3 separate regions of the Homo sapiens genome follow, and regions 2 and 3 are each linked to region 1. The links are chromatin loops, found by intact Hi-C in ENCODE. Cell type or tissue: Caco-2. All regions are shown on one strand. Links, peaks and the distances in the headings refer to the core of each region. The heading gives the core; the rest is flanking DNA.

Region 1 (10,297 bases), core at 4,382-6,881:
AAACAGTGGTAAGGAAAATATACAAGAACCCCAGTCCTCTTGGAATTTTTACTCCAGTGGCAGAAACTAATAAGTAAGAAACCAGGGTTATCAGACAAGTAGGAGGAGGAGGATTGACAATAAGAAAACTGCCAAGTTCCTTTCAAAGAGCTAAGTCCTTTCCTCCATCTATAATGGTTTATAGAAACTACCTTATAAATATCTTTTCCTTAGAGACGATTGGTGCATTGAGTGCGCTCAGCTGGCAGTGGGCAGCGCATGCTCCACTTTATGCTGGCACCTCCGTGGGCATCAGTCTCCTCCCCTGTGGAAGGGGGATGATTGCGCCTTCCTCACAGGGTCGTTATGAGTATTCTGAGATCGTGTATCAGCACATTGCCTGTTGCTTGGTAACATACATTCTGTCCACCATCCCTGCCTTCTTTCCTGCTTAGAGCAGACATGGGCCAGTAAGGGTATCCAATCAGGTCCCTTCCCTACCTTCTGGGCCCTGCTGCTGTGGACAGAGCAAGAGCTTCTGAGCTGGCCCAGCACCTCAAATGGGAGGCTGGGGCCCTGCTCTGTGCCTCTCCCCTGCCTTGCCTCCAGCCTGCTCAGCAGAGGCTCTGGAAGATGCAGCCACCCACCCACGGGCAGGACAGTCTATGACTGCTGGACATTAGCCATGGCCAAAGAGGCTGGCATCAGGTCTGTTCTTGGCAGCAATAGTGAGCAGTCCCTTTCAGGAGGCCCCTTTCACCTCCAGCAGCCAGCAACAGCCTGCAGGAGAGAGCCCCTGGGGGGTGCTTATGAGGCACTGGATTTTACATGACTTTATTTCATCCTATCTTTCCCAACAAAGTTGTGAGGTAAGAGCTGTCAGTGCCCCATTTTGCAGTTGAGGAAACTGAGGTTAAGAATTTGCCCAAACCACTCTCTTAATTTGTGACAGGATCAGCATTCAAGTTCAGGTTGTCCAATTCCAGAGCCAGGGCCTTACACTGAGCTGTACCCTTTCCCCCTCGGTTATCCACTCCTCCACAACCCCCACACCAAAGGCCCAGAGGCAGAGAGCTCCCTGGGGCATCTGGGAGCCCCAGGGGCATGTGGAACTTTGCCCAGCTTACCCTGAGTGCTGGCTTTGACAGCTTTAAAACAATATGAACTGTGCCTAAGAGAAATCCTGAAAAGGAGGAAATGCAAGTTCAAAGTGGCACAGTTGGTGAGACCCCCCCACCCCAGGACATCTTATATCCCTCCTTTTATGGATGAGAAAACGGAGAACTGTGGGCAGGGAAAGTGAGACTCCTGCATACAGAAATTCAGACCACACTGCAGATTTCCCAGTGGCCTCAGAAGCCCTGTACTCGTACCCAGACACAAGCGTTGAAAATGGCACAGGACTTAAACCGAGCTTCACCACTTACTTGCTGTAGGATTCCAGGCAAGTTGAGTAGCCGTTGAGCTTCAGTGTCATCATCTGCAGTTGGGGATATGATCATCCTTAGCTCAGGGTTGTAGGGGCTTTAGAGACAGTATAGGTGACAGTACCTGGTAGGTACTGAGTAAACTGCAGCTATTATGATGACTCTTGTTTTCACAGTTCAAAGTATGTGAAGAAACAGTGAATTCCTTAGGTGTTGCTTTGATTCTGTGATGCTGCTGGAGTCCATTCCTAGTACCAGAGAGGAAACAACACTCATTGTCATTTCTGAGCATTGAAACCTATCCCAGGGAGGGCCAGTTCTGCACCCACTTGGGATTACAATCTGAAACGAAGACCACAGACTGTAGCCAAGGTGGCAATTCCTGGTCTTTAGCTCTGCCAGAGTGCCTATGGCTTCAGGCACATTACTCCACCTCTGTCTATGTGGAATTCCTGTCAGTCAAATGAGCATGGCAATTACTTGCTGTCTTACCCCCACCCCACCCCCATCATCCCCCAGGGAAGTGCCCAACTAAGGAACAACTGTGGTGAAGTCATCTAGAGAGGCTACGCTTCACTTCTGTGCAGTCTTTCTGGTGGTGGGGGCCAAGCAAACCTTCTCTCAGGGACAGAACTACCAGGAGTGACCATTTGGGGCAGATATATAGCATCCTCACCACTGAGCCCTGGGCAGTAAGTGGTGAGATGTGAGAAACCCTGCCACATTCCAGCCCATCCCACCCCTCCCTCCTTCCCCCCATGGAGCCTTCCTTTTGGAGTCACCAGAAGCCCCAACTGTCTGGTTTCAGTCAGCATGGTCCAGCTTCATCCCCGTGCCGAGGGGTGAGTTTGGAGCCTTTTACCAGGAGGTGATAGGTGATGTGATGTCTTCGAATCCCACATCCAAAGGCAACTAGAGATGCACAGACCAGGCTGGGATGAGGGGAGCAGCCTATGACAACAGGGCTACTCCCCAAGTTTTCACCTGGCTCACCTGAGAGATGTGTGAAAATGGGGGCACCAGGAGGGTAGTTCCCTTACATTTTCTTGGTTGACCTGAGAGGCCTGTGGAGCCTGATTCCCAAGGAGCAAGGTCTTTCCTGGCCTCCCACAAATGGCACCGCTGGATCTGCCCCATGATTCCTGCGGAAACCAGATGGAGGTTTGGCAGTGGTTTTCTCCATCTATGCAAACAAGCCCTGGCCCCTGGCGCAGTCTTATTAAACTCCCCAGGGGAGAGAGACCTGGGAGAGCATCTGGCGTCTCCAGACTCCTGCCCCTGTTGTGACTGCCACACCTTATGCCTGAAATTCCCTGCTACTTGTGTAGACCCTTTGTGAGGCCCTCTTTGTGCATTCTCTTCTTTCTAGGTCCCATTCCTGCGTGGGTCACTTTTGGACTTGTCTAAGTGTCATCGTAATTAGTCTTCTGAGTGAGGATATCGTATTGCAGTAATGACCCTGGGTTTTCCTCAGCAAAAACCCAACTAGGGTTTCTTCACCTCAACAGAAATGTATTGAGCATCTATTATATGTGCGGTTCAGTCTCGAGTGCTGGAGAAATGGAGAAAAGCCACCTGATTTTACTTCTATCTGTCAGGGTGGTGCTCATGGGATGCTTGTGGGGGGGCATGATGCTGTGACTTCAGTTTGCCTGATTCCCCAGATGGCTTCATTTAGAGGCTGGACCCTATGTGGGTCTTCGGAGTAGCCATGGTGTCCAGCAGTGCCAGCAGGAAGCAGACTCCTCAACAACTCTGCCCCGGCATTCAAGGACCTCCTGAGTTCAGACTCACCCAGCCTGGCCAACCTCAACTCCTATCAAATCCTAGGCCCCCTGCAACGCCTGGCAGCTCTCTCTCTTGAACACATCAAGCTCTTCCATCCTCTGGATTTTTGCAAGGCCTATTTCTGCAGTCTCTCCCCTGTCCTCACCTCCCCCTTCCTTACCTCTTAAGTGATTCATCCACCTTTCTGAGAGCTTTCCCAAAGGCCACCTTACAATAAATTATTTCTTCCTCTGTTGGATCCCTACTTTGTTGTTACACATCTATTCATTGAGCGCTCTGTGCCCGACACTGTGCTGGTTTCCTAAAACTCATCCAAGCCTCTTGCTTTCTGCCTGGAGTGAAGAGTAGTTCACGTTCTGATTCTCAGTGCCTCTAGGGCTGGAGCGGAATCTTAATGTCTGTGTCCTCGTCTCTCACCACCGCGTTTTGCACTTTGTCGAAAGGTGTCAGATGGTGAGATGGCTTCTAGACTGGGCTCTGCCCACTAATTAGCTGTGTGGCCTTGGGAGAATCATCCGGCCTCTCTTGCTGCCCTTCTTTCCGATGAAATAATGCTGACGATGATATTTCAGGGTTGTCCAGGGGTCAATGAGGCGGGATAGAGGGAAGCATCGTGAAATCTGGGAGCCCCAGGCCAGCGAAAAATGTGGAAGGGCCGTACCCGCACTCTCCTAGCACTGGGTGTGAGGCAGCGTCGTTTCCCCTTCGCGCTCTTCGAATGTCAAGTGCACCAGCTTCCAATCCCTCCTCTGGGCGGGCCCGGTCTGGCTAATCTCAGCTGCAGATTCCAGTACAAACTCAGGACTCTCCCCCGCCCAGCCGCCCCTACACAAGGACTCGCCGAACACACCTTGAATCCCGCGCCAGAGCGCAGCCCGGAACTGCAGCTCGCGGCGCGGGCCCAGGTCGGGGGTCGCGCGTCTCCAGTCGGTGACTCAAGGCCGCTCGGTCCGGGGGTGGGTGTGGGTCGGCAGGACCGACCAGGGCCGCGCGGGGGCAGCTGCCGGGCGTTCGGTCACCTAGCGGTGGGAGCCGAGGCTGGCTTTGGCCAGTCGCCATTCCGCCGCGGGCGTCTGTCTCGCCGGGTTCCCGGGCGCGGGAGGAAGGCCCGCGCCGCTTCCCACTCGGCGCGCTTCTCTCCCAGTGCGCAGTGGCCTGGTGGGTCAGCCGGCGGCGGCTGGAGCGCGGGGCCGGCCCTGCGCACGAATGAATGGGCGCCCGGGGGACGCGCGCGCTCGGGGCTGAAGGGCATTAGGACCGTGAGGATCGCTCCGCGATCCTGTCTCTCCCTATCACCCCCCCGCCCCCCCACCTCTCTCCTTTTTCTGCTCTGCAGGACTGAGCAGCTAGGCGCGAGCGAAAACAAACAGCTGGGGCTGCGAGCGCCCCCGCCCCGGCCCCGAGAGCACGCCGGCCCAGTCCCCCACCTGGGGCGCCCGTCTGCCCACCATGAGGAAGATCCGCGCCAATGCCATCGCCATCCTGACCGTAGCCTGGATCCTGGGCACTTTCTACTACTTATGGCAGGACAACCGAGCCCACGCAGCATCCTCCGGCGGCCGGGGCGCGCAGAGGGCAGGCAGGAGGTCGGAGCAGCTCCGCGAGGACCGCACCATCCCGCTCATTGTGAGTACGCCCCGAGCGTCGGCCGGCCGGCTAGGGAGCCGCGGCGCGCGTCCAGACCCTGCGCGGCGGCCGAGGGCGCGGGGCCCGGCCAGGGCTGAGTGCCCGCTGCGCCGGGCCGGCTTTGTATATGTTGGAGCATTCCTGCCCGTTGTTATGGCAACCTCTGCCGGGCGGCGGGGCTGGGGCGCACCGACTAAGGGAGGGTGACAGAGGGTGGGGGCTGGGAGAAAGTGCTGCAAGTTTGGTGGGCCCGGCGTGCGCGCGCGGCTGGGAACGTGGCGGCTCTCCCGGCTCTGCGCTGCCGGGGCCGGGAGTCTGGGGGCTGCGGGAGCCTCGTGTGCCCCGGAAGGCTGCCGGGCCCAGCGCGCGGCGAGCGGGCGGTGGGAACCACTCGCAGCCGAGCGCGTAGGTGGCAGTGCGCAGCCCCTCTCCAGCCTTCTGGGGGCAGAGGACATCGGGTGGGGGCGTGGGTAGGGGAAGGCTCTCTAGGCGCTGCGCCTGGCTTCGAACCCCCTTCTGAGCCGGGTCAACTTGAACCCGCTTCTTCGGCGCGGACACCCAGCTTCCCCGGAGTTCTCTGGGTTGAGGAGAGGTCTCGCACTGTACGCGTCTCTCACTCCCAACCTTAGGGTCCGCCACCACGGGTAGGTGGGCAGTGTCAGCGCCCGAACTTGGCGATACCCTTGCATGAAGTCAGCCTCGCGACATCTAAGCGGGCAGGGAAACAAAGGCAGTGTGGCACAGCGGGGGCGGCGGCGGGGCTGCGGGGGCCCTTGGCGCTCTGGGGACCCGGGCGGGGGCGTGCGGAGCCGCAGCCGCCCTGCAGGGGGCGATCCTGTCGCCGTCTCCGTCCGAGCCCCAGGTGACAGAGCTGTGCGTGGCCAGGCAGGGGCACCTGTTGAGGCGGGAGGCTTTGGCACCCGCCGAGAGTGCGCTCGAGCGGGCGCATTCTTCCAGACGGGGGCGGTTGGTGGACGAGAGCCTCGGACGACCCTCGGGAACTACCAGGGCGGGGCAGCCTGGCCGGATGAGGACCAGGAAGAGGAGAGCCGAGTGGGGCGGGGGTAAAGGAGTGAGGAAGCGTGGCGATTCCGACAAGGAAAGATCTGGGCCTGGGGGTGGAGGGGTGAGGAGATCCGCGGGGGAGGTGCAAGGTCCGGAGGGCTGAGGCTTGTGTGGAGCCGAATCCGAGAAACGCATCCAGACGCGGATCTGAACCCCAGGAATATCGGGAAGTTCATTGGAGAGTGTCCCCTCATATTCCCATCCTGCCCCAGATTCCGAGTCCCCTGCAAAGGAAACATTATTTCAGGGCTTTGCCTGAGGAGACCTGGGGCGGGGGGGTGAGGTTGTGGGTTTTGTCCTAGATACCAGTCTGGGTGAACTCTCTGGGGGCAAGCCTGATTAGGTGCACTGTTCCCTTCTGGGCTGTTCTCCCAGGACACTGTTTCCAAAGCACTTGTCGCCCTTTGGACAGAAAACTGATAAGGAAAAGCCTCCTGTGCTGAGGCCCCAGAGTGTTGTGATCTGAGCAGAGGGACAGGTTGGAGCTGGAACTGTCCAAACCAGCAGTGGCCTCCAGACCCCAGGGAGCTTCCTCTCCAGGAGCCCAGGCTGCCACATTCATACTCAGTGGCAGGAAGAGCCCTAGTCTCAGGCAAGGCAGGCTGGCCAGATGCTCTGTCCCTCTTTCTGGTGAGGCGATGAGAAGAGGGTCTGAGTTGGAAGGGGCGGAGAAAGAGGCTGGGCAGGGAGGAGAGGAGGGAAGAGAGCACAGGAGACTGCTGCTCAGAGCCTCTGCTTTGGAACCCGGAACCTGAACCCTGACCTGGCCCATGCACCTCTCTCCTGCTCCTTCCAGAGTCCTGTAAGATGCACTGGGAGGGCCGCTCACATTTCTCAAGAGTCCCAGAATGGTGTAGGGGACCTGCTGGAAGGATTCAGCACTCATTTTGAGGGGTGGGAATTGGAGGTCATGAGAATCACCAGTAAACATCCTCTTGTCCCTGCTTATTCCCACAGGGTTTGACTTGCTGCAGGTAAGAAAAGGTCTCAGAGCGGGAAGCTAAGTTTAAAGTATGAAGGAGTATCAGGGAGATACCTGGGAGCTGGGAAGTGAAGGTGCAGGAAGAAAGGGAGAATGGAAGTCCCTGGGAGTGGCAGAGCCTTCTGTGGCCACTTAGGGGCACAGCCAGCTCCCTCTTTGTTCTTAAGCTTTAGATGCCTGTTCCACCAGCACTGACCCCCCCGTCAGGCACCACTTTTGACAACTGCCTTGCATTGTTTCATTGTATTCCTCTCTTCCAGTTATTTCTTCCATGTGATTTGCAGCTGAATGTAAGTGATGCATGCGGGAACTGTGCTGGAAGCTCCTTGCATCCCCACATTGATGCACACAGCAAGATTTCTTTTTTTCTTTTTTTTTTTTTTGAGATGGAGTCTCACTCTGTCACCCAGGCTGGAGTGAGGTGGCATGATCTCGGCTCACTGTAACCTCCACCTCCCGGGTTCAAGCGATTCTCATGCCTCAGCCTCTCGAGCAGCTGGGATTACAGGCATGCGCCACCACTCTCAGCTAATTTTTGTATTTTTAGTAGAGATGGGGTTTCATCATGTTGCCCAGGCTGGTCTCAAACTCCTGACCTCATGTGATCCATTCACCTCAGCCTCCTAAAGTGCACAGCAAGGCTTCTTAAAGGAGTGAAATAGGATTCTCACCCATTTCTGGGGGCAGTCAATGCTTCACATCCCCCTAATATTATTGTATTATATTCATATCTCCTTAATATTTTATTATCAACTGTAACCTCTAAGTAAGGAGGTGGCTCTAAGTAAGGAGGTGGGGGATGTACGTTCAAGCTTCTGCAGGCATTGAATGCTTTGTTCAACTTAAAAGGGGCAGGTGCAGCTGAGGATTTACTTTCTCCCTGCAATTTGTGGTAACCGCTTATTCAGAAACATTTCTCTGTCTAGTTGGGCCAGGATGCTGCATGTGGATTTTCAGATTCTTAGAGAATGATGTGGCTAGCCCTGCTGTCAGAGGCTGGCAAATTCAGACAGGCGTCATCATTGCTCCCTTGGGGAATCAGAGAGCTGAGCTGGGAAAGGGAGGGTCTGCAGAAGCGCCTGGACCTGGAGGCAGCTCTGCTTTCACAATGTCTGGACTATTTGAAGCCAGCCAAGTTGCTTCTGGACCTTGGAGATGCCTGTTTGGCATTACAGGGTGTCGGCATGGCAACCGTATGGCCAGATTTCTCAAGAAGGTCCTGATTTTTAATATTCTGTCCTGCTGTCGGCCCAAGTGTCACCAATTTTGATGTGAAAAATTTGGCTATGGAATCTGTAAAGCTAAAGGGAGATACTGATTCCATCCCTATATGGCTGCTTACGATGCGGCAAGGTTTGTGATTTTTCCATGCTGTACCCGATGCAGCGAGGCAGTAGATTTGGGGACATCCCCTTGAATCTACACTGATGCACGCTGGGACAGGACAGCAGCCAAACTGGGAGGCAGGGCTGACACAGCCGGCCTTGAGTCTTCAGTCCTCACAGTTGGCGAGAACATTTGTGGTTGTTTTGGTTTGGGACTTAGGTTTTCCATATGCCAGTTCACTAACAGGCATGGGTGGGAGGCTAAGGTGTTATATGGAATTTCACTTTACATTTTTTAAAAAGACTACTCATTTTCGGTATAGGTGCACTCATTTGTGTCAACAGTCTCCTATTTAGAACTGTGAAAGATTTAGGCAAGAATTTCTTAAACCGGAGTTTCTTAGCCTGAAATTGGGATACTACTGAATGACCATGGACACAATACTTAACATCTCTGGACCTTGGTTATTTTGTCGGCTGAAATTGAGTTAAATGATTTGCAAGGTTTGTTGATCCTGAGATAAGCAGATGATAGCTCCATTTCTAGATGTAAATACATGGCTTTAAGGGGGAGTTCTCCTGAAAGGTGTTGTGAAGTTTCTGCTTATGGAGGAACATGCTCCTGTCAGTGGAAGGTCCCACAGGAACCCTTGAGGCCTCGCAGGAAGCCCCCACTTACCTAGCAGAAGGGGATGCAAATGATGGCTTTTCTGGTAGTGTTCTCAGAGAGCGGATGCTTTAATAAGATCTAAAATAATTTATATTTTATTTATAATGTGTGCATTTTGGAACTGTGGGAATATGATTTGCCTAAATATAATAACAGAAAGTGATTTTGTATTTAATTGGTTTAGGTACCACACTTGAGAAAGAGAGTGAGGAGGAAGAAGCACAAACACCCACAATTCCCTTTGTCAAAATGTTCAGATTTTTTTCTTTTCTTTCTTTTCTTTTTTTATTTTCTCTTTTCTTTTTCTTTCTTTTTTTTTTTGGACACAGGGTCTCACTCTGTCACCCAGGCTGGAGTGCAGTGGCACAGTCATGATTCACTGCAACCTTCACCTCCTGGGCTCAAGCGATTCCCCTGCCTCAGCATCCTGAATAGCTAGGACTACAAGTGTGTGCCACCACACCTGGTTGATTTTTATATATTTTTGTAGAGACAGGGTCTTTCCATGTTGTCCAGGTTGGTCTCAAACTTCTGGACTCAAGGGGATCCTCCCACCTTGGCCTCCCAAAGTGCTGGGATTACAGGCGTGAGCCACTGCGCCCAGCCAAAAATGTTCAGATATAAAGGGCCTGATTTCCTGTCAATGGGGTCTGTTCCTGGGCCATTTCGAGACCTGCCTCTGGGACATGGGGTCAGCCCAGAGGGAACTAAGACTGGGGGTGGGGAGGAGGGCTGGCAGCCCGAGAGTTACCTTCCTGGAAGGCCAGAGGTCCAAGGGCACGGGACTAGCTTTAGGGTGCTGCTCATGCTTCTGCAGGTCTTTTATTTCTGTGCTGTAACAGCAATTTACCCCCGAGCTGCTCCGAGATCTTTGGGAGCATGGCTTTCTTCCATGGTGGCTGTGTTTGTCCTTGCTGCAGGCAGAGGAAACCCTTGGCTCTGGAAATGCCATTTAAGGTAGAGGTAGGAGGACACTGGTAGACCAGGGCCAGGCTGAGTTGCCCACGGGACTGTCTCACTGTAATGGAGGAAGCTTCTCTGAGGTCAGAGGGGAGCCTATAGCCAAGCCTTCATTACAGTTACAAGATTGAAGATTTATACCCTGTCTGCTTCTTGAGGAGACCTTAAGCACCTTCCCCATGAACAGCAGAGCAAAGACACAGGAGGCTAAACAGACGTGGAAAGGAGCAGAGGAGCCGAGCTTTCAGACATGAGTTAACTGCTGATTATACTTGGGCAGTAAATTCAGTTCAGTTAATCAGTGTGCTTGCCTGGTACAGTCACCGACTGTGTGTAGCCCACTCTGAAAACGGTGTCAAGTGGTTTAGTCCCTCTTCTCTGAAATCTTGTGGTCTTTGACCCGTACCTGTCTAGCCTCCATAATCACTGTATACTCTGTTATGTTGATGGTGATGACATTCGTTGGAGACCTGGA
Region 2 (10,297 bases), core at 3,337-5,836, 100 kb after region 1:
AATATGTGTCTCTTAAGATGTGGTCCAGATAACCTGCTCAGTATCCCTGGAGGGATTGTAGACCTGTATGCTCCTGGGTCTGACCCAGACGGGGAGGCTTAGAATTCCTGTGTTTGTATTGAGTGGTCCAAGTGATGCGTTTGCACATTTAAGTCCCATGCACCAGGAAGGAGAGCTGGAGGCCCAGAGAGGGGAAGCTGTGCAGGAGAGAATCAGAATGAGCTGGGCCCTGGATTGAGTACCCTGACACTCAGCACTGGACTCACTACAAGAGGGAGAAGCCAGGGGGAAAGAAGGCTACCCTTGTACTCCTTACTGTACTTCCCCAGGAGCCAGAAGAATGTAGGGACCACATCTTGGACCCGGAGGTCTGAGCCCAGCAGTGGTGGAGAGTCCCCAGCTGGGAGACCCTCAGTTGGATGGGAAACTAGGGATGGCAGGAGAGTCTGGGGGACTCTCTGGCAGGAGAACCAGGAGGTAAGAGTCTCTGGAGACAGTTGCTCTAGGGCCACCTCGATGGGGTCTCTGTCTGGGCCCCTCCCCACAGTTTGAGTCAGAGATGGCTCTCAGCATGGCAGGAGGCTTGCTCCTCTCCCCGTGGGTGGACTGCAGTTCCCACAACCCTGTCAGGCAGCTGCAGAGCTCCAGGTTTCTCTGCCCACAAGGGCAGGGGCTGCCCCTCGCCCAGGATGACTCTGCCTTCCAGAGCCTTGGCCTCCCTGGGGGTGGGAGTGTGGGGGATGCTAAGGTTAAATCAGGTCACAGTAAGTTGTGGGGGCAGCAGGTGGAGCAGCAGAGTGGCACTGGGAGCTTTCTCTTGGGTGTGCGGTGTGGCCTTGGTTCTGCAGCCATCAGGTGGGGGCTTGGGACTGACTTCTCCTTCTGAAGGATGCTGGGAAGGTGAGCTGGCTTTGGCAGTGCTTAGAGCTCCGGGGGGTTCCCCCTCCTAGAACATGCAAGCTCTCACACCGGTGCGTCATCATCACACCCATCATCAAGCCCACAGTGGTATACTGAACACCTGCCCCACAAAGACGGTGGAATGCTCTCAGAGGAGCCCCATGAACCACCGATGGTTACAACTATCCAATGCCTGATGGCAGACAGCCAGGCCAACCTCGGCTTCCACTCTCTCTTCCTCACCCTACAATCAGCCAAAGTGACCTGAGTCGTGTAGTGCGAAGTTGCTTTCTGCTTTCTCTTGTTTGTGCTTTTGCTGTTTCTTCTGCCCCATACTTTGTTAACTCCATGAGTTAAATGCTACCCATTTTCCCAGACAAGTGCTGCTTCTGCAAGGAAACCCTTCCTGATCCCCCACCTGTCTGAAAAGTACCTCTCCAGCTTGCTTCTTCAGGGTGCTGAGCGTTCCTTCCCAGCCTGTCATCACCTTCCTCCATACGCTATGGTGTGTTCCTGTCTTCTCTAGTCTTGTCCTCTTTTTTCTGTTAGATTGTAGCTCCTTGCTGACAGGAACCACGCCTGCTCCAGCTTCATACCTCCCACTGCTACAGCACAGAACCTGCTTCTCAGACTTACAGCAAATGTTTGTTTGCTGAATGAATTAATTAAAGATAAAGCATTCTAACTGGGTTTGTTTTTGTTTTGCTTTGTCTTTTAATGATAAAGCATTTTGGCATTTAGGAATTAGTACACTGCACATAGAAAGCACGCAATATACACTTGTCCATTTTTCGTCTCACTTCTTACAAGTTTGATGTTGCCACAACTCCACCCTCCCTATTCATTAGTTGTCTCAACAGCAATGTGTTGGTGATGCTGAGGACTGACACAGATTGAGCACTTTCTGGGTACCCAGAATCTTAGTAAGGCTACCATATGCACTCCAATGAGGTAGGTTCTCATACACTCACTTTATGGATGAGGAGGGGAGGCTCAGTTGAGAGAAGAAATTTGCCCAAGGATAAACAGCTAGGTTTAAACTCACTCTCACAGGAGCATGTGTCAATGGTCCCACAGACCAGCCCCTTCAGCTGGGAACTTATTAGAAATGTAAACTCTGGGCCAGACGCGGTGGCTCACGCCTGGAATTCCAGCACTTTGGGAGGCCGCGGTGGGCAATCACAAGGTCAGGAGATCGAGACCATCCTGGCTAATGTGGTGAAACCCCATCTCTACTAAAAATACAAAAAATTATCCAGGCGGGTGGCACACGCCTGTAGTCCCAGCTACTCGGGAGGCTGAGGCAGGAGAATCACTTGAACCCAGGAGGCAGAGGTTGCAGTGAGCCGAGATTGTGTCATTGCACTCCAGCCTGGCGACGGAGTGGGACTCTGTCTCAAAAATAAAATAAAATAAAATAAAGAAAAAAAGAAATGCAAACTCTTGGCCAGGCACAGCGATTCCTGCCTAGAATCCCAGCACTTTGGGAGGCTAAGGTAGGAGGACCACTTGAACTCAGGAGTTTGAAACCAGCCTGGGCAAAATAGTGAGACCTCATCTATACTATAAATTTAAAAATTAGCCAGGTGTGGTGGTGCATGCCTGTAGTCCCAGCTACTCAGAAGGCTGAGGCGGGAGGATCACTTGATCCCAGGAGGTTGAGGCTGCAGTGAGTTATGATTGCAGCACTGCACTTCCAGCCTGGGCAACAGAGCGAGACCCTATCTCAAAAAGAAAAAAAAAAAAAGAAGAGGCCGATTAGGAGACTGAGACAGGTGGATCACTTGAGGCCAGGAGTTCGAGACCAGCCTGGCCAACATGGTGAAACCACATCTCTACTAAAAATACAAAAATGAGCTGGGCATGATGCCCAGTGCCTGTAGTCCCAGCTATCTGGGAGGCCGAGGCAGGAGAATCCCTTGAACCCAGGAGGTGGAGGTTGCAGTGAGCTGAGCCTGGGAGACAGAGTGAGACTGTCTAAAAAAAAAAGAAGAAGAAGAAGGAGAAGAAAAGAGAAGAGAGGAGAGGAGAGAAGAATAGAAGAAAAAAAAGGAAAGAAAAAAGAAAAGAAAAGAAATGAAGAAATGCAAACCCTTGGGCCCCACTCAGACCTACTGAATCAGAAACTCTGGGGGTGGGGCCAGCCCTCTGAGTTTAACAAGCCTCTTGGGGATTCTGATGCATGCTCAGGTTTGAGAGCCACTGTTCTGGTGACTGAGATGGGTTCTGGTCCCCTGACGGGGCCACGTGTCACCACGTGGTGCAGAAGGCTCAGAGAGCTGGGTGCTGCGGGCCCTGCCCCTGCTAAGCAAGCTGCCTGCCACAGAGCTCTGGGCAGTGATGGATCACTCTGAGGCGGAGGGAGAGTGGGCACTGGGCTGGGCTGAGGGTTGCCACTGAACCAGCTGCCACATGCCAGCCTCGCTTTGCATGATTTATGAGTTTCTTCCCCAATACCAGCCACATATGGTTGACTTCATTCTAGAAGAGCTTCTGCCTCAGAAGATCTATTAATCAAGGAATCAGTGCTGCATCCTCCAGCCTGCAGGACAGGCATACATTTTACCGTGAGTTACATGGCAAAGCCCTTTCTATGAGTACTCCATTCAATGACATTTATAACTGGTCCTGTCAGTCACTGACCAAACACTGAGACACACATTTTATCTTCTTTGATCTTTACAACTCTATCAGGTAGGTATTTTCAATACCACCCCATTTACAAACTAGATATCAAAGCCCAGAGAAGTTAACATATCTGCCCAAGATTACCCAGCTGGCAGGATGGAGGGCCAGGATTTAAAATCATGAAGTCTGATCCAGGGTCCATGCTCCTTGCTGCTCCTTATTGCCTTTCACCCATCAGTCTGTATATTCATAGAACACTGACATGTTTGTACTGTTATCCCCATGTTGCACTTGAGGACACTGAGGCCCTGTGCAAAGCTCTAACAGGCTGAGAGCTTTTGTCCCCACATCCCGTATCCTTACATGGCTGATTCTTAGAATGGAGGTAGGATGAGCCAACGTTGGTTCCACAATCATCATTTTGCAGATGTAGAAACAGGATGAGAGGCTAAAGCACCTAAAGTCACAGGGGGCCCAGTGCGGTGGCTCACACCTGTAATCCCAGCACTTTGGGAGGCCGAGGCAGGTGGATCACCTGAGGTCAGGAGTTCAAGACCAGCCTGGCATGGATGGCGAAACTCCGTCTCTACTAAAAAAACAATAATTAGCCAGGTGTGGTGGCGCATGCCTATAATCCCAGCTCCTCAGGAGGCTGAGGCAGGAAAAATGCTTGAACCTGGGAGGCGGAGACTGCAGTAAGCCGAAATCACGCCACTGCACTCCAGCCTGGGTGACAGAATGAGACTCCATCTCAAAATAAATAAATAAATAATAAAGTCACAGGGCAGGAAATTGGGAGCACAGGACATGGTAGATCCAAGAATACAATGTCCCGTGATGTAGCTCTGGAGGCGATTGCGAATGGTCTGCCTTGGGGCCAGGCATCTTCTCTGGGGCTCGGGAGGGTGAGACCCCTGACTGAGCTGGCCTGAGGGCCCAGGGCTATGTCCAGCATGGCCTGTTTTCTCCCTGCCTCCTGGCCAGGGGTATTTGTTCCCAATGTCCTCCCGGCCTCAGGGTTCTCTGCTCTGCCTTATTTGTCCTCAGACATTCGTTTTGAGCTTGTTCAGACCCGTGTGTACTCTGCCTTGTGGCTTTGTCCACTTGAGGTGGAGGCTCCAGGGTGCTTTGTGGAGCCCCACAGCTTCCACCAGGTGCCTGGATCTCTGCATGCTCATTAAGCAGTGAGGCTTATTTAAAATTATTATAACCAAATGTGTCCATCTCAGTTATTTCTTGGCTGGTTTTCTGTGTTGGACTGCAGGGATAGAGAGGAGAGTTCAGCCTCACAATAAGAGAACAATTGCTGTAGCTCTGGCCCAGCTATTTCTGAGCTGGGAGACTTTTAGCCAGCTGCTTAGGCATCCTGAGCCTCACTGTTCTCAACTGAAAAATGGGTATGATGTGGGAGCAGATCAAATGGGAAAATGTCTGTCATCAGGTCTTGTAAAGTGGAAACAGCAGTCTGGGAATCCTCAGGATACGTTTATGCGACCCTGGGCAGGCCAGAGCTGCTAGACTCTAAAGCTTTGAATTTTCCAGCTGGTCAGGACTGTCTCCAGCCACCAGGGCAAGACTTTGCAGCTCAGACATGGTGGCCTGAAATGGTGGGAAGTTGACCAGAGAGAGGAGGCTGGGGAGTCCCAGCACCTACTTCGTTCCTGAGTGGAAGACTGCTGGTCTGGCTTTGAAACCTTGCTTCATGACACTTGCTTTACCTTGTGAAGAAAGCAAAGTGAGTTCAGCAGGGGACTTGATGTTTCAACAAGGCTTTGAAAACCATCAGAATATTGGACCGGGAGGGAAGGTTATGAGGCAGGAAGAGTGGTTCTGTTTGGGGTCTTCAGAGCACAGCTGTCCCACCGTTGTCTGCATCCCTGTCTGACATGACTTAGGTTCCCTGGAGCAGGGAAGATGCAGGCTGCGGAGACAGTCCTCGGCCAGTGCCCTCTGCTTGTGGGGGCCGTAGAGCACGCATGGCCTTGCTGCCATCACCAGGCCTGAGGGAGGATGGCAGTCACGCTGCCGAGAAGGACCCACAGATATTATCAACAACACAGAGAAAGCTGCTGTCGGAAGGCCCCTTCCCAGCCCAGGATTCGGTCTGCCCAGCAGAGGAGAAAGAGAAGAGGCTGGGAGTCTAACCTAGAGTTGAAGCCTTTCCCTTCCTAGCTGGGCAACCTGCAGCTAGTTACTTGAACTTTCTGAAACTCGGTCCCCTCACCAGCAAAGCAGGGATAATAATAACTACTTCTTAGGGGTGCTGTGAGATTTAAATAACATTTGTCAATGAGCTGAAGTAAATAAAAGAAAAAGAGGCATGGTGCCCAAAAAACTGCCCCAGTTCCTTGAGGAAGAAGTATTTGTCCTGCTCACGGCTGGATTGCCAGAGCTTGGTACAGAAGTGGTCAGTAAGTGTGTGCTAATGAATGAATGAATGAATGGAATGAGGCTCTGTTGAGGCAAGATGAGCCTCTCCTAGAAGGCACTGACTCTAACCCCAGTCCTAACCCTGGTTCCTGGGCTCTAAAAGGGGGCACGCATTCAAGGCAGATGCATGCCGATCTTGTTAACCTTGCAGATAGAGGAATCCTGTCAGGGATGGATTGGACAAATGGATGCAATCCAAGGGCAAGAATGCCAGGAGCTTCCTTGAGATTCTCCACCCCTATCCCTAGCCACTGGGTGACTGGCCCCCACTAGAGGTTCCCTGAGTGCCTGTACTTCCCCGCTTTTACCTTGAATCAGGGTTGCATTGGAATGGCCTGTGCTCTTCTGTACTCCAATTGGATTGCAGACTACATGAAGACAAAGACTTGTCTATTGCACCTAGTATAGTACCCCGTGCATGGTGGGTGCTTGCAGTAAGTGTTTCTTGAATGAATGAACAAGTGGCGATGAGTACAATAAAACTACTGTTCTCCATCAGTTCTGAGAGTCTTGGGGGATTGTTCTTTGTCAGTTTGTTCTCGGCTTCCTCTTTTAATTTGGCTGTTGACTTGCATTTTCATGAAATTAGGTGAGGTTTGACCCACTGAAAATTCTTTTTCATCAGGCATAGGAGACACAGCATTTGCAAGTGGATGCCAAATCAGTGCTTGATTAAACAGACAATGAATGTGAGAACAAAGATTATACAGCAGAGATGATGCGGTACATACAGATGGGGATGCATCTACCTTGTTAGAAAACTGCCTTCCATACTAATGGATTTGTTGAAAGGCTAAGGCAGTGGAAACTGCAGCTTTGAAATTATCTAAGGTTTTCATTTAAACTGGCAGCAAAGAGAAACTGATGCAGGCTTCTCTGTGGTCCAACAGTCGTCTTCTTCAAGCTTTTGCCCAGGGCCATGTCTCAGCTCAGGATATAGGAGTCTGTATTTGCATACAAATTGCAAATATCTACAAATTCTTTGCTCAAGCAATTTTTAAGCAAAATGTTATTGCTTCCCTGAAGGTCATAATTCCTTGCTTTTTCTCTTCAATATTCTTCTTGCTTAGGAGCCACTCACATTGACCCAGATTTCCCACCCCAGGAGTGGGCAGGAGGGTGGAAGGAGCCAAAGGAAGGGGAGCAGGTGGCTGAGTGATGGAACCCGCTTTTCAGGATGCCCAGAACCTGACCTAAGTGTTTTAAGTATTATTTCATTTAATTACCCAGCCAGCTCTTCAGGGTAGACACTATTATGATATCCATTTATAATGAGGAAATCAAGGTTCAGAGATGTTGTGTGAGTCTCTCAAAGTCACACAGCTAGGAATGGCAGAGCCTGGAATCCAACGATGTCTGATTCCCAGAATTGAGTCTTAATCTATGCTGTTTCTGTAAACCACTTACTCTTTATGTCCCCTTAAATATATTAGGCAATTCTATTAAAATTATTAACAATAGTATGCCAAGTCTACTGACTTGTCCCTAAACTGTTTCCAAATGTGAATGTGCTAGGAGCTTTCTGGAGTTAAAGTGGGGGTAGGATCAGCTACATAATTTGGAGGCTTTAGTGAAAAATGAAAATATGGGTCATCTAATTCATAAATAATTAATAATTTCAAACGATGACAGTGGAGTATTGAACCAAGTGTGGGGCCCTTTTAAGCTCAGAGCTCTGGGTGGAATGTATGTCTATTTTGTCTTGGTACCTGGCATTGGGTCTGGCACATGGTAGACAGTAAAAGCTACTGGCTAATTGATACAAAGGAACGAGATCATGTCCTTTGCAGGGACATGGATCGAGCTGGAGGTCATTATTCTCAGCAAACTAATGCAGGAACAGAAAACCAAATACCACAAGTTCTCACTTACAAGTGGAACTGAATGATGAGAACACATGGACACATTGGTGGGGAACAACACACTCTGCAGCCTGTTGGAGGGCTCAGGGACAGGAGGGAGAGCATCAGGAAGAATAGTCAATGGATGCTGGGCTTAATACCTAGGTGATGGGATGATCTGTGCAGCAAACCAGCATGGCACACGTTCACCTATGTAACAACCCTGCACATCCTGCACATGTACCCCTGAGCTTAAAAGAAAAAAAAGAAAACACTGCTGGCTATTTGAATGAAATAATGCAATAAATACTTATCATTACTACATACCAAGCAGGGTTTAGGCACAGGCGACACAGCAGTAGACAACATACGTAAGGTCCCTGACCCCATAGCACATATAGTCTAGAGGGACAGAGAAACAAGTAAACCAAAAAATGCACAAGTTTATTCCAAGATAGTAATAGGTGTTATGTACAAATAAAACGGGACAACGGAAAGTCACTAGGAAGATGGTGTGGAGGGGTAAGGGCTAACTTCAGATGGGGCATCAGTTGGCATTTGATGCAAGACTTGGGTGATAGGAGTCAGAAAGATTGGGGAAGAGCTTTCTGGGCAGAGAAAGTAGTGATGTAAGATTTCACAGAGGAATGAATGAATGACATGAATGAATGAGCAGCATGGGTAGAGTGGATGCATGCCCATGGGGGTTTCCCATGTAGTAAGCTCCAGTCCCTTGGCTATCCCCCACCTCAATCCATGATGGCCCCCTCCCTACCTATCCAGTTGCCCTCTCATTCACTGTGCCAGTCTTCTCTGAATCCTTCGAAGGCACCAAGTTATTCTCTGCTTAGCACCTTCCCACAGCAGATCCTCTGCGTGCTTCCCCGACTCTGCCTGAGGGGCTCCTTCTCATCTTTCAGGTCTCAGCTTAAATGTCAGCCCTTACAGGGCCCTCTGCTCATCCATGTTCAAGCAGCTCAAAATATTATTCTCTCTCATAAAACCCTGATGATTTCCTTCATAACTACAACTAAATTAGCTTCTAGTTTTTGCTGTAAAACTCTCTGAGGGTATCATGGATCAAGGGTCATGTGTACTTAATTTGTTTATGAACCTTAGTTAATAAAAATGAAAGCTGACCTCCCTCCCTGCCTCATACTCCTTTATAATGGAACCAGTATGAATAGGCATACACAAGTGAGAGTAATTCCCTGATACCAAAAATCAACTAACTAGCTAATTGATTAATGAATCACAAACATATGTTGAGAACCTATGATTTAGAAGGCACTGGGGATTCCAATGTGAAATATGTAGTTCACTCTTCAAAGAGCAGAGATGATTGAGGGAAGTAGACAATCACACCAACAGTCCCACACAGTGCAATATAAGCCATGTCAGAACATGCTGGGGTGGAGGGATTAGGTTATCATGGAAGGCTTCCTGGAGGTGGTGACGCCTGAATGGAGCCTTAACCTATGATTAAGGGTTAAAGTGTATGAGCCTTGAGGAATGAGATGTACCCCTAAAAGGAAGAAGGTATAAGAGGCATGGAGAGATTGTGGGGTGTACTTGTGGAATCGCAAGAAGTGTGGTCCGTACAGGGAACAGGGAGGCGGATTTTTGGGGGCTGAGTTTTGACAGGTAGGCAGGTGCTGATCATGAAGGGCCTTGGGCGGTAAGCTAAGAAATTTGGATTTTATTTTAAGAATGTGCAATGGACTGAATGTTTGTGCTCCACCCCCGCAAACTCATATGTTGAAACCTAACCCCCAAAGTGATGGTATTAGAAAGTGGGGGCTCTTGGGAGGTGATTAAGTCGTGAGGGTGGCAGCCCTCATGAATGGGATTAATACCCTTATAAAAGACACCCTAGAGAACTCTCCTCCATGTGAGGGTACAACAAGAAGGTGGCCATCTGCAACCTGCAACCTGGAAGACTCCCCTCACCAGCACCTAACCATCCTGGCACCTGATCTTGGACTTACAGCCTGCGGATCTGGAGCAATACATTTCTGTTGTTTATAAGCCACCCAGTCTATGGTACTTCGTTGTAACAGCATGAACAAACTAAGAGTGATAGAGAGCTTCAAGAATTCCAAGCAGGGGCTGTGCAAGGCAAAAAAAAAAAAAAAGAAAAAGAAAAAAGAAAAAGAATTCCATACAGGAAGGCCAGGCATGGCAGCTCACACTTATAATCCTAGCGCTTTGGGAAGTGGAGATGGGGCAGGGTGGGGGGGAACTGCTTGAGGCCAGGAGCTTCAGACCAATTTGGGCAACATAGGGAGACCCTGTTTCTACCAAATAAAAAATTAAATATTAGCCAGGCATGGTGCTGCACAGCTTTAGTCCTAGCTACTTGGGAGGCTGAGGTGCGAGGATCGCTTGAGCCCAGGAGTTCAAGGCTACAGTGACATGATTGTGCCACTGCACTCCATCCTGGGCAACAGAACGGGATCCAATCTCTAAATAAAGAAAAAAAGAAGAAAAAGAAAAGA
Region 3 (10,297 bases), core at 5,337-7,836, 86 kb after region 1:
CACATGTACAGTTGCCCCTCTGCATCTGCAGGGGATTTGTTCCAGGACCCCCCACGGATACCAGAATCCACACAGATGCTCAAGTCCCTGATATAAAATAGTGTAGTATTTGCATACCCTATGCACAACCTCCTGAATATTTTAAATCATCTCTAGATTACTTATAATACCTAATACAATGCCTACACATCACGTCATTTGCATGGATTCAATGTGGTACTCGATGCGTGGCGAATTCAAGTTTGGCTTTGGAACCTTGTGGAATTTTTTTTTTTTTTTCTAGATGGAGTCTCATTCTGTCACCCAGGCTGGAGTGCAGTGGCACAATCTAGGCTCACTGCAACCTCCATCTCCTGGGTTCAAGCGATTCTCCTGCCTCGTCCTCTAGAGTAGCTGGGATTACAGGCACGTGCCACCATGCCCAGCTGATTTTTTGTGTTTTTAATAGAGATGGGGTTTCACCATGTCAGCCAGGCTGGTCTCGAACTCCTGATCTCAAGCGATCTGCATATCTTGGCCTCCCAAAGTACTGAGATTACAGGCATGAGCCACTGCACCTGGCCTGAAATTTTTTCCTAAGTATTTTTGATCCAAGGTTGGTTGAATCCATGGATGCAGAACCCACAGATACTGAGGGCTGACTGTACATGGGGCGTATTATATTACAAATGTAAGATAGTTATCTCCTACTTAAGCTTGTGGTCAGAAAAGTTTGAAAACACTATTAATGATGATCAATGAATCTTCTCCCTATTTATTCATATCTATCTCCCTTTTTTTGAAAAAATAAGTTATGTCACTAAATATTTCTTGTAATGAGGAACTAACATTTACTTAGCACCTGCCCTGTGCTAAGTGCTTCACACTTAATTCACTTGATTCTCACAAAAGCCTTCTGAGATGAGTGGTCGTGTCCCCAGTTGAATGTAGAGGAAACTGAGGCTCAGATAGCTGGTGACGAGGGCCGTCAACCAGTGGCCATTGTGGTGGGTGTACCTGAGGAAGGTGAGGATGGCGGTGTCCCAAGGACACATCTAATGGTTTTATTTGCCAACACATCTAAAGATGTTTAAAGCTTGCTCTTCCTGCTGTTAGACCTTCCTCCTGTACTTCTCATTAATTCTGCAAAGATAAAGACCAGTTCATGGTCTGCTAACAGAGGTCTTAAGGAGTGAGAAGCCGAGAGAAAGGCATGGTCCCGTATGGTCTGTGCTCACCCTGAAAGGTGAGCTCCAGGCAGGAATTTGATGAGTGAGGCATAGCCAGGAGACCTGCCTTGAGCTTGCAAGTCAGAGAATAACATCAGATAAGTGGCCAGGGCTGGACATGGCAGGCTGGAAGTCTCCTGGTCCTTGCCTGCCTGAGATAGTTGGGGCTGGGGGACAGGCCTCTGGCATCCTCCCTCGGGCTGCCTTCCACACTGGCAGGCCAAAGCCCAAGCCCTGCCTCCTCCTACAGTGTGGCTACGCGGATAGAGCAGAGGAAGAAGATGAACTGCAAGTCCTTCCGCTGGTACCTGGAGAACGTCTACCCAGAGCTCACGTGAGTGCAGCCCTCATCTTGTGCATCCCCCAGGCGGGTAGGGGGTGGTTGGGGCCAGCGGCTTTGGTCCCACCCCACCCTTAGATCTCCTCAACACTGGTGATCTGGCTTTCTAGCTGCCGGGTTTTATCTTCACGTGACGGCTGTGGGGGAACTGAGAGGGCATTACTAGGGGTTATAAATTAGGTGTGGTGGGAACCGAATTTTTAATGGTTTCAGATCTAGATATGGACGTTATCCCCTTAGGAAACAACACTGCATTACATAGCAAAGGCTGCAGAGACATTCGTCCCCTTTAGCCCTGTTCTCTCCCTTCTGGGAGTTTATCCTAAGGAAATAAAGCAACCAAAGCAGAAGCTGTTGACCAGCAGATCAATAGCTGTGGTGAAAAAATGAGAAACCGCCAGGCACAGTGGGTTATGCCTGTAATTCCAGCACTTTGGGAGGCCAAGGCAGGAGGATTGCTTGAGTCCAGGAGTTTGAGACCAGCCTGGGCAACATAATGAGACCTTGTCTCTACTAAAAATCAAAAAATTAGCTGGGCGTGGTGGCACACACCTATGAGTGGGAGGATCACTTGAGCCCAAAAGGTAGGGGCTGCAGTGAGCCCTGGTTATGCCATTACACTCCAGCCTAAGTGTTAGGGTGAGGAAGAGGGAAGGTGAGGGGAGGTGAGGGGAGGGAGGGAGGGAAGGTGGAAGAAGGAAGGAAGGGAGGGAGGGAGGGAGGGAGGGAGGGAGGGAGGAAGGAAGGGGAGAGGGAGAGGAAAAGAAAAGAAAAGGAGAGAATCAACAATAGGGGTTGGCTTCAGTGAATCACTATACATAGATCTAAACAAATATTATGCACCCATTAATATTATAATCATAGAAACTGTGAAGAAAACACAGGGAAATGTTTGCTCTGGCAAATGAGAAAACAAAATGCAAATGATGTGTGCACTCGAGCTGTAGTTACCTGGGAATATGTGTGCGTTCTCACAGGACAGTGGGCAATAAGCTACGATGGCCTTTTCAGTGTCTCAGTTACATCCACGTGGTTCATTTCCTCACCTTCCTCAGGCCTTGACTCAAACGTCCCCTTCCCAGGGAGACTTTCCCTGAACACTCTGAGTTTGCAGCTCCGCCTCCCTCCCCAGCATCGTCTCCTCCATGTTCCTTGTAGCCGTTATTATCATCGGCATTATCTGGCCAATTAATTTTGTTGTATCTCCCTGAACTTGCCTGTAAGTTCTATGAGGGTGGAGGCTTTGATCTGTTTGTTCACTGCTTTATCTCCAGCACCTGGAACAGTGCCTGTCATAAAATGGGCACTCAGTAAATATTTTTAATGGAACAAGTTGCACAGTCCGTACGCCTCAATCATGTCTAAAAGCCGCATGCGCCCTCTATAGCTGTCACCTTGGGGAACACGTGTCCCACCGCTGCCAGCTTTCTCTCAAGGATGCTGCCATGGCTTTCCAGAACACTCCACCCCTCAGAGCTTGCATATCCTTGAAAGAGGCAAATCTTTGTCCTTTGAGGACAGGTTTGATTTTTGGCCAACAGCCACCATTAAGTTGTAGCCAAGTGCAATGAATAAGCTAGAGATGATTAACCCTGATAATTATAATCCCAGGTCCCAAATACAGCATGACTCTAAATGAACAAGATTAAACTGACTCTAGGAGCAATTTCCAAGAAGTTCCAGAACAATGTGAGCACTGGCAGTGTCACTGGAAGAAAGTCAGTGGCCTAGATAACCCCAGCTCCCTGGACACTAGCTGTGATGGGAAGAACATTAATTTATGAAAATGCAACTTCCTGAAGTGGTCACTTCTAGGGGACAGTGTTCATTCAGATGCATCATTTCTGAGACCCTGAAGAAAAAAGAGCAGTCACTTCTTTACACTGTGTCAGCGTTCATACAACATTTGGGTGAAGCCCACTAGTTCCAGCCCTAGGGCAGGAGCTGGGCAGCCTGTGGGAAGAGTGGGGGAGGCCTGGGAATGCCCTTCCTCTCCAACCTCAGTGCCCTGCCACAGGGTCTGATGACACCCCCAAGGACCAAGGGGAAGAAGTGTCTCATAACTATCAGAAACCTGGCTCGATCACAAGGCAGGAGAGTAGATGAACCAGCTACGTCGATGAGGAGCAGAAGTCCTCTTCTGTTTGTTCTGCCACTGTGTGAAAGTTAAAATAATTTTTTGTTGCTAAGATGGAAACCCCAGACCTCATTCCTGTCTGGATTACTCACCCCCAGTTCCTAGGCTGAGGGGCCAGGAGTGGATCAATTTGCTGATTAGAAAGGGGACCCATAGGCCTGAGTGATACCAACTTTCCTCCAAACAGGGGGTCCCTAAATAGTTGCCTACACTTGCAAACAGTCAGTGGGGAGACCGAGGAGGCTGAAAGAAGAGGCTTTTGCTTTCCTAGGCCTGCCGTGGCTCTGCCCCTTCTCCAGGTTAGAGCTCTGCAGCTGGCCTCAGGAACTGCTAATTTATTACTTGCATTAGGACTATCAAGAACAGTTGTTCAGGCTGTGCGTTGCACAAGCACACCATGTTTGTGAGGGTGCTAGTTGCATAGTAGACATTGCACATTCATGACACTAATTCCAAGCAAATGGCAGTAAGCATTCTTCTAACAAAACCAGTATGTCAGTTTTCTAACAGAAAGAAGTAGTGTCTTGGGGAATGGATCTAATGGCAGCCTGTGTACATAGAAGAGACCCATAGAGAAGGAAGTGGATGCAGAGTTTAGAGGGCTGCTGACAAACAGGACAGCTTAGCCTGGCACTGCTGGGGAGCTGGGGAAGGATGGTGACGACTGCTATTCCAGCTGCTCCAGGACTGCTACCACGATGACAGCTTAGGAGCTGCATCTGATCTTGAGATTGCTCCCAAGCCTAGGGTTTCTTCCGTAAGCATCACTGGGCATTGCCACTCTTGGTCAGTATCCACCTCACCTCTGAAAGCTGATCAGCTTGCACAACACCCTAAGCAACAAGGGAGTAGCAGGGTCTGGAACAACCCCTGGCCCTCGTGCTGTATTCCCCCTGTGCAGTTATCAAAGAGGCCTCAGTACCCATCTTGTCTCTATAGAGAAGGGAAATGTAACACATTGCTCCTGGATGAGGCTGAGAGTGTGGAGCTCCTGCCCTCCAACATGCTTGCACATGGCAGGGGTTGCAAACTCAAATTCTTACAGTGGTCAGGCAGGTGATGTCAATAAGTCAAATGGGTAAGGATGAGACAATAGAGAGTTGTGGGGACTGGGGCAAAGTGCGATGCAGAAGCCCCACTCAGAGGGGGCAGCTGCTACTCACTGCAGTGGATTAGTACCATTCTGGAATGCAAGCTCATTGTGGCCTGATCTTCCAATTTTTAAGAGAAGCTAGATTCAGATTTGAAGGTTTCTATGTAACCTTAAAATCATTCAATATTGCCAACTAATTAAAAGCAACAACCACCACGCTATGCAGGTCAGACCATGTCCAGGGTCCAGATTCAGCTTGGCAGCCAGCAGTTTGCCACCTCTGCTAGAGAGTTGCAATGCCTCCCAAAGGGAGTCTGGAGAGGCACAGGCTGCTGCCAGGGGTGTGGGAGAGGAATTGAAAGGGTCTCTCTGAGCCTCCTGTGAGCAGATCAGTTCTGGAACTTTGCGGCTTCTAGCCACCCCTGAGGAAGGAAGACCTGGTTTGGTCTAGATCCTGCAGATGTCCACATCAAAGAATGCCAAACATCTTATAATGGCCCAACCCCCCAGGCCCAGATTGTTTCACTGACAGAGGTAACAGGAGGCAGAGAAGGCACACACGCTGTAATCCCTCCTGCTCCCCTGTAACTCCCAGGCCTGGTGACTCCTTAATCCAAGAACGAACATAACCTGAACTCAGGTATGCAAGCCTGCAGCAGCTGGGGCCGGCAGCTTCCTCAGGTTTATTACCCATAAGGTGTCAGTGTGTGTGTGTGTGTGTGTGTGTGTGTGTGTGTCTGTATGTGTGTATAAGCATATTTTCCTGGGCATATAAAGTGTTTTAATAATATAATATTTTAAAACTTGCCTGTTTTACTTAATAGTGTGCTGTGAACATTTTTCCATACTAGCAAGTATCATTTCACAGAGTCATTTTTTAAAATTTTATTTTATTTATTTACTTTGAGACAGGGTCTCACTCTGAAGCCTAGACTGACATGCAGTGGTGGCATTATGGCTCACTGCAGCCTCAACTACCTGGGCTCAAGTGATCCTCCAACCTTAGCCTCCCAAGTACGTGGGACTATAGGCATGTGCCACTGTGCCTGGATAATTTTTTTTTTTTTAATTTTTGTAGAGATGGGGTCTTTCTGTGTTGCCCAGGCTGGTCTCGAACTCCTGGTCTCAAGTGATCCTCCTGCTTTGGCCTTCCAAAATGCTGGGATTACAGGTGTGGGCTACCATGCCCAGCCATAAGTCATTTTTAATGGCTACAGGGTTTTCTATCGTATGGATGAATCCGAATTTATTTAGCCCAGCTCCTGTTGTTAGATATCTAGAAATTTCTGGTGTTTTCAATATAATCAACCACTCTGAGATGAATGTCTTTTACAACATTTATAATTATTTTTGTAGGATATGTTCCTACAAGGGGCAATATTGGTCAAAGATGTGTGCATTTTTAAGGGCTTTGAGACACAATAGCACACTGCCCTCCTGAGAAGCTGTGCTAATCTATGCTCTCACCAGGAAGGTGTGAGAAGATTCAGTCCCACAGCTGTTGCCGACACTGGGCATTGTCATTAAATTAAGTGTGTGTGTGTACAAATGTACATACATGGTAAATAAACATTGGTGACTCTGATACGTAGTTCTTTAATCATTACTGAGATTAAACACATTTTCATATTTGTGTTTAATTTGCCTCTTCAAAGCGCTCCCTTCCCTGTCATTTTGGGATTGATTATTGAGCATGCATTTTGGCCCCAGGCTCTCCTGAGGCTTTCCTCTTTCTGGACTGAGGGGCTCTGTTTTTCCAGCCTGAGCTCCGCCCATGGCTCCCCCATCCTCTATGTCTCAGGCCCAGCCTCCAGGGCAGAGGGTCCCAGAGCCACTTGGAAGAACCCCTGGGGCCGAGGCCCAGTCTTCCCAGAGGCCACTCCTGCTCCTCACCTCCCCCTGCTGGCCAGGCTGCTCCCGGGCCCCTTCCCACGGAGACCTCGGCGCTCCCAGAGCTGATAGGATGCTGACGTCTGGCAGAGGGTGTAGGTAAGCCTTGGGGGGGAAAGCACAAGCCTGACTGCTGCCTTTTCTCTCAGGGTCCCCGTGAAGGAAGCACTCCCCGGCATCATTAAGCAGGGGGTGAACTGCTTAGAATCTCAGGGCCAGAACACAGCTGGTGACTTCCTGCTTGGAATGGGGATCTGCAGAGGGTCTGCCAAGAACCCGCAGCCCGCCCAGGTAAGGACCTCGGGTAGGAATGGGAGTGGGAGAGAGCTGGAGGCATTGTCCAGGAGTGGGGTGAGGGACTTCCCCCTACTCATTCTCCTCCTCTGTCTACATCTTACACAAACCCACTTTGCCAGGGGCCCCTAGACCCTGCTCCTACACATTCATATCCCCTTTCCAGCCTGTCACTTGGGTATCCTGTGTGCACCACCTGCTTTGTTCTTGCCGAGGGAGAAGAGCTGCCCAGATAGTGCCCAGTTGTCTCCTGAGATCCAGCTGGGGTCGGCTCATGTGACAGGCAATGTCCAAGACTCCTGTGCGCACATGGGTGCAACATATGAGTGTTGCACCCACATCGAAACTAAAGCAGGTCATGGAGACTCCAGTGAGGACCAGCTCTCAGCTGCCTTGGTTCCATGTCTTGTCATTCTCTCTCATCCCCCACAGTCTCTTGGCACAGCCCTGACTGCCCTCTGGCCAGCTCCAGCTAAGCTCCCCCACCCCAGCATTTTATTACCAAAAAATTCAAACATATAGAAAAATAGTAAGAATTATGCAGTGAATACCCATACATCTACCCTAGCTCCTACAATTATTTGTAGAAATCTTACAAAAATATGCCGTGTTTTTGCTTTATCCCCTATCTACCCATCTCTCCACCCATCGCTGTACTTTTTGACTTGGCCTTTCTGCTCCCTGCCTTGCAGGCATGGCTGTTCAGTGACCACCTCATCCAGCAGCAGGGGAAGTGCCTGGCTGCCACCTCCACCTTAATGTCCTCCCCTGGATCCCCAGTCATACTGCAGATGTGCAACCCTAGAGAAGGCAAGCAGGTGAGTCTCCTTGCCTCTGGCCCAGAGGCCCAGCAGCCCGAGGGGCCATGCCTCAGGGTGGCAGACCTTGGCAGGAGAGCCCCTGATTGACTCAAATAAGCCCTTCAGAGCGAGGATCTGTGGGGAGGGGGAGCAAAGTCTACATCTAGGTCAAGCCAATTATTCTGCCCATGAGGAAATACTTCTTTGGGTAATTATTTGTTTAATGCCATCCTGCCAGGCTGTGAGCTCCATGAAGGCAGGGACCACTTGTCTTGTTAACACTGTATCCCTAGCTCCTGACAACCACCACAGTTCAAATAAGTGTTAGCTTTTACTGACAGTCTGTGCTAGAAGTTTGAAATAGATCATCTCATCTAATCCTCCCAGCCACCCAGTGACGTGGGTTCTAGTACTACCTCCATTTTATAAGTGAGTAAGCTGAGGCTCGCTGAATCTAAAGAATATATGTCAGATCACACAGCTGAGAAGGGGTGGAGCTGGGATTCAAACCCAGGTCAGTGACTTCTAGGCCCACAGTCTTAACCCAGCACATAGTAGATGTTCAATAAGTATTTCTTGACTGTTGGCAGACTAGGGAAACTGAGCTCCAGACACAGTGATGTCCAAGCTGGCATGACCAGCCTCACGTGAGCACTGCTTTTTCCATTGATCCGACACTCTCACCCACACTGTCACCACTAATCCTGGGAGACAGGTCAGGGTCAAGGAAGAAAGTGATGCACAGAGAGGTGGAGTCACTTGCTCAGGGTACACAGCAACCAGTGACAGTGGATTTCCAGAATCCAGCCAGCTCTCTTCTGTGCTACTCCCTTCCTGTCTTGGAGGGCTCCCTCACCACCCAGGGAATGGGACCCAAGGCCCAGAGGCTGCTCCAGCACTTCCCCTGCTCACCCTCCTCAGAAGCCCTCCCTGTGCCTGCCACTGGCTAGCCTGCCTCAGTCGGTGCAAGCAGTGAGGAGGGTGCCTGGGTCTCTGATTTGGCCTGCATGGTTTTCCTCCTACCCCTTTTTCTTTGCTTGGGTCAGCACGTTTTTTAAAGGATGAACAGCAGTTTGCTGTGCCATTCTGGAAAGCAGCCACAGCCTCTCCCTCCGGCCTGTGTGTGTCTGAGGGATCTGTGTGCCCAGCCCACTTGCTGGACCTGTGGGACACTTTAAGCGCTTTTGGATGGTGGGGGGATGCAGCCCACCCTCGGCCCTGCCCTGCAGTGGGGCTGGTGCAGTGTCTCCTGCACCTAGAGCACCCACCTCTCTGAGGGCAAATCCTTGAGCCCACGCCCACCCCCTCCCACTGAGGAATTATCTCCGAGCAAAGCCTCCACTCAATTGCCCCTCTGGGGCTGAATCACACATTTCCCCCTTTGTGCTGACCCAGCCTACGGGGTGTGTAGGTATCTCCTTGGCCCCATTCATTCTGCCCCTGCAAGTCCTGCCAGGCTCCCGATGGCATTCTGGGTGCCTGTGCCCCTCTTCTCCCAGGAGGACAGGATGAGCCAGCTATCCCACTGCCAATGCCTTCTGGAATCCGGGCCGTCCTTCTTGGTCCCCTGCTGGTCCTATTTCCAAGGCTAGCTGGGTTTCCTGTATCCGAGAGGCTCCTGTGCCTCAGACCTGGTGTGATGGAGTCAGCAGGCCCCAGCTCAGTCTTCCCTCCCCCTCCCTTCACTCAGTCTCCTCACTTATAAAATAAGGGGCTCCCTCCCCTGCTTACCTCACAAGGAATCCGCAAGAACCAAGATGTGGAGATGGGACAGTGGGTGATGTGACATTGTTTCTCAGACAAGCCCAGAATTGAGTGGCCTGGAGAGTCAAGAAGCCCTGAGATTGTGCCTAATAGCACTGATAAGAAGTGAGAATCCCGCTGTTTGGGGAGCACTTCCTAATGATTGGGTGATTCAGTCATTCGTTCATCTTAAAACAAAATGACGGCTGGGTGCAGTGGCTCATGCCTGTAATCCCAGCACTTTGGGAGGCTGAGATGGGTGGATCATGAGGTCAGGAGTTCGAGACCAGCCTGACCAAAATGGTGAAACCCCGTCTCTACTAAAAACACAAAAATTAGCCGGGCGTGGTGGCGCGCGTCTGTAATCCCAGCTACTCAGGAGGCTGAGACAGGAGAATCGCTTGAACCCGGGAGGCAGAGGTAGCAGTGAGCCGAGATCGTGTCACTGCACTCCTGCCTGGGTGACAGAGCGAGACTCAGTCTCAAACAAACAAAATGTCACTGGGTGCCTACCTTGTGCCAGAGAATGTACAGATCATGTTGGCCACAAGGATGAACGGACATGGTCCTTGACCCCCAGGGAATTTGCACTTTAGTGGAAGAGAAAGAAGGGAGTAAGACACTATATTACAGAAGGCTAGATGCTGAGGTAGCTCCAAGCACCACGACTCCCTGGGGTGAGGATGGCCATACTCTCTCCAGCTGGGCATTGCTGGAGGTTTGGCCTACATGAGGTAAATGTCAAGGACTAGAAGAGCATGAAGAAACAGGAGGGGGGATCCAAAGGCCCTT

Evidence for each region. A loop is a pair of places that touch in the nucleus more often than their neighbours do. Peaks named below come from ENCODE experiments on the same cell type or tissue, not always from the same donor. Only the 100,000 strongest peaks of a DNase experiment are listed, where the experiment ranks them.
Region 2: it touches region 1 in a loop (3-fold over the local background); 17 of 110 quality-filtered maps call a loop at or near these places.
Region 3: it touches region 1 in a loop (8-fold over the local background); 29 of 110 quality-filtered maps call a loop at or near these places.

The regions. Positions count from the first base shown.
Region 1 is chr14:69,255,648-69,265,944 of GRCh38, forward strand. GALNT16 (polypeptide N-acetylgalactosaminyltransferase 16) reads left to right here and starts at 4,511. Exons shown (of 15, transcript NM_001168368.2): 1 at 4,511-4,820. The coding sequence starts at 4,644. It overlaps GALNT16-AS1 (GALNT16 and EXD2 antisense RNA 1), which reads right to left and starts at 4,880. Exons shown (of 4, transcript NR_184249.1): 1 at 4,643-4,880; 2 at 1,407-1,654. RefSeq lists a silencer at 5,557-5,616. In Caco-2, for the core only: a CTCF peak has its summit at 5,648 (motif pointing right); DNase peaks (open chromatin) are centred at 4,655, 4,974, 5,824 and 6,334; H3K4me3 peaks cover 2,372 bases.
Region 2 is chr14:69,357,726-69,368,022 of GRCh38, forward strand. It overlaps a transcript of GALNT16 not described here. Among named protein-coding and RNA genes, the nearest start is that of ERH, 35 kb to the right of the region's middle. RefSeq lists an enhancer at 3,222-3,301. In Caco-2, for the core only: no CTCF peak of the experiment used is centred there; no DNase peak of the experiment used is centred there.
Region 3 is chr14:69,340,223-69,350,519 of GRCh38, forward strand. GALNT16 (polypeptide N-acetylgalactosaminyltransferase 16) reads left to right here. Exons shown (of 15, transcript NM_001168368.2): 12 at 1,459-1,542; 13 at 6,818-6,959; 14 at 7,655-7,780. Among named protein-coding and RNA genes, the nearest start is that of ERH, 53 kb to the right of the region's middle. RefSeq lists an enhancer at 8,479-8,979. In Caco-2, for the core only: a CTCF peak has its summit at 6,720 (motif pointing left); DNase peaks (open chromatin) are centred at 5,399 and 6,679.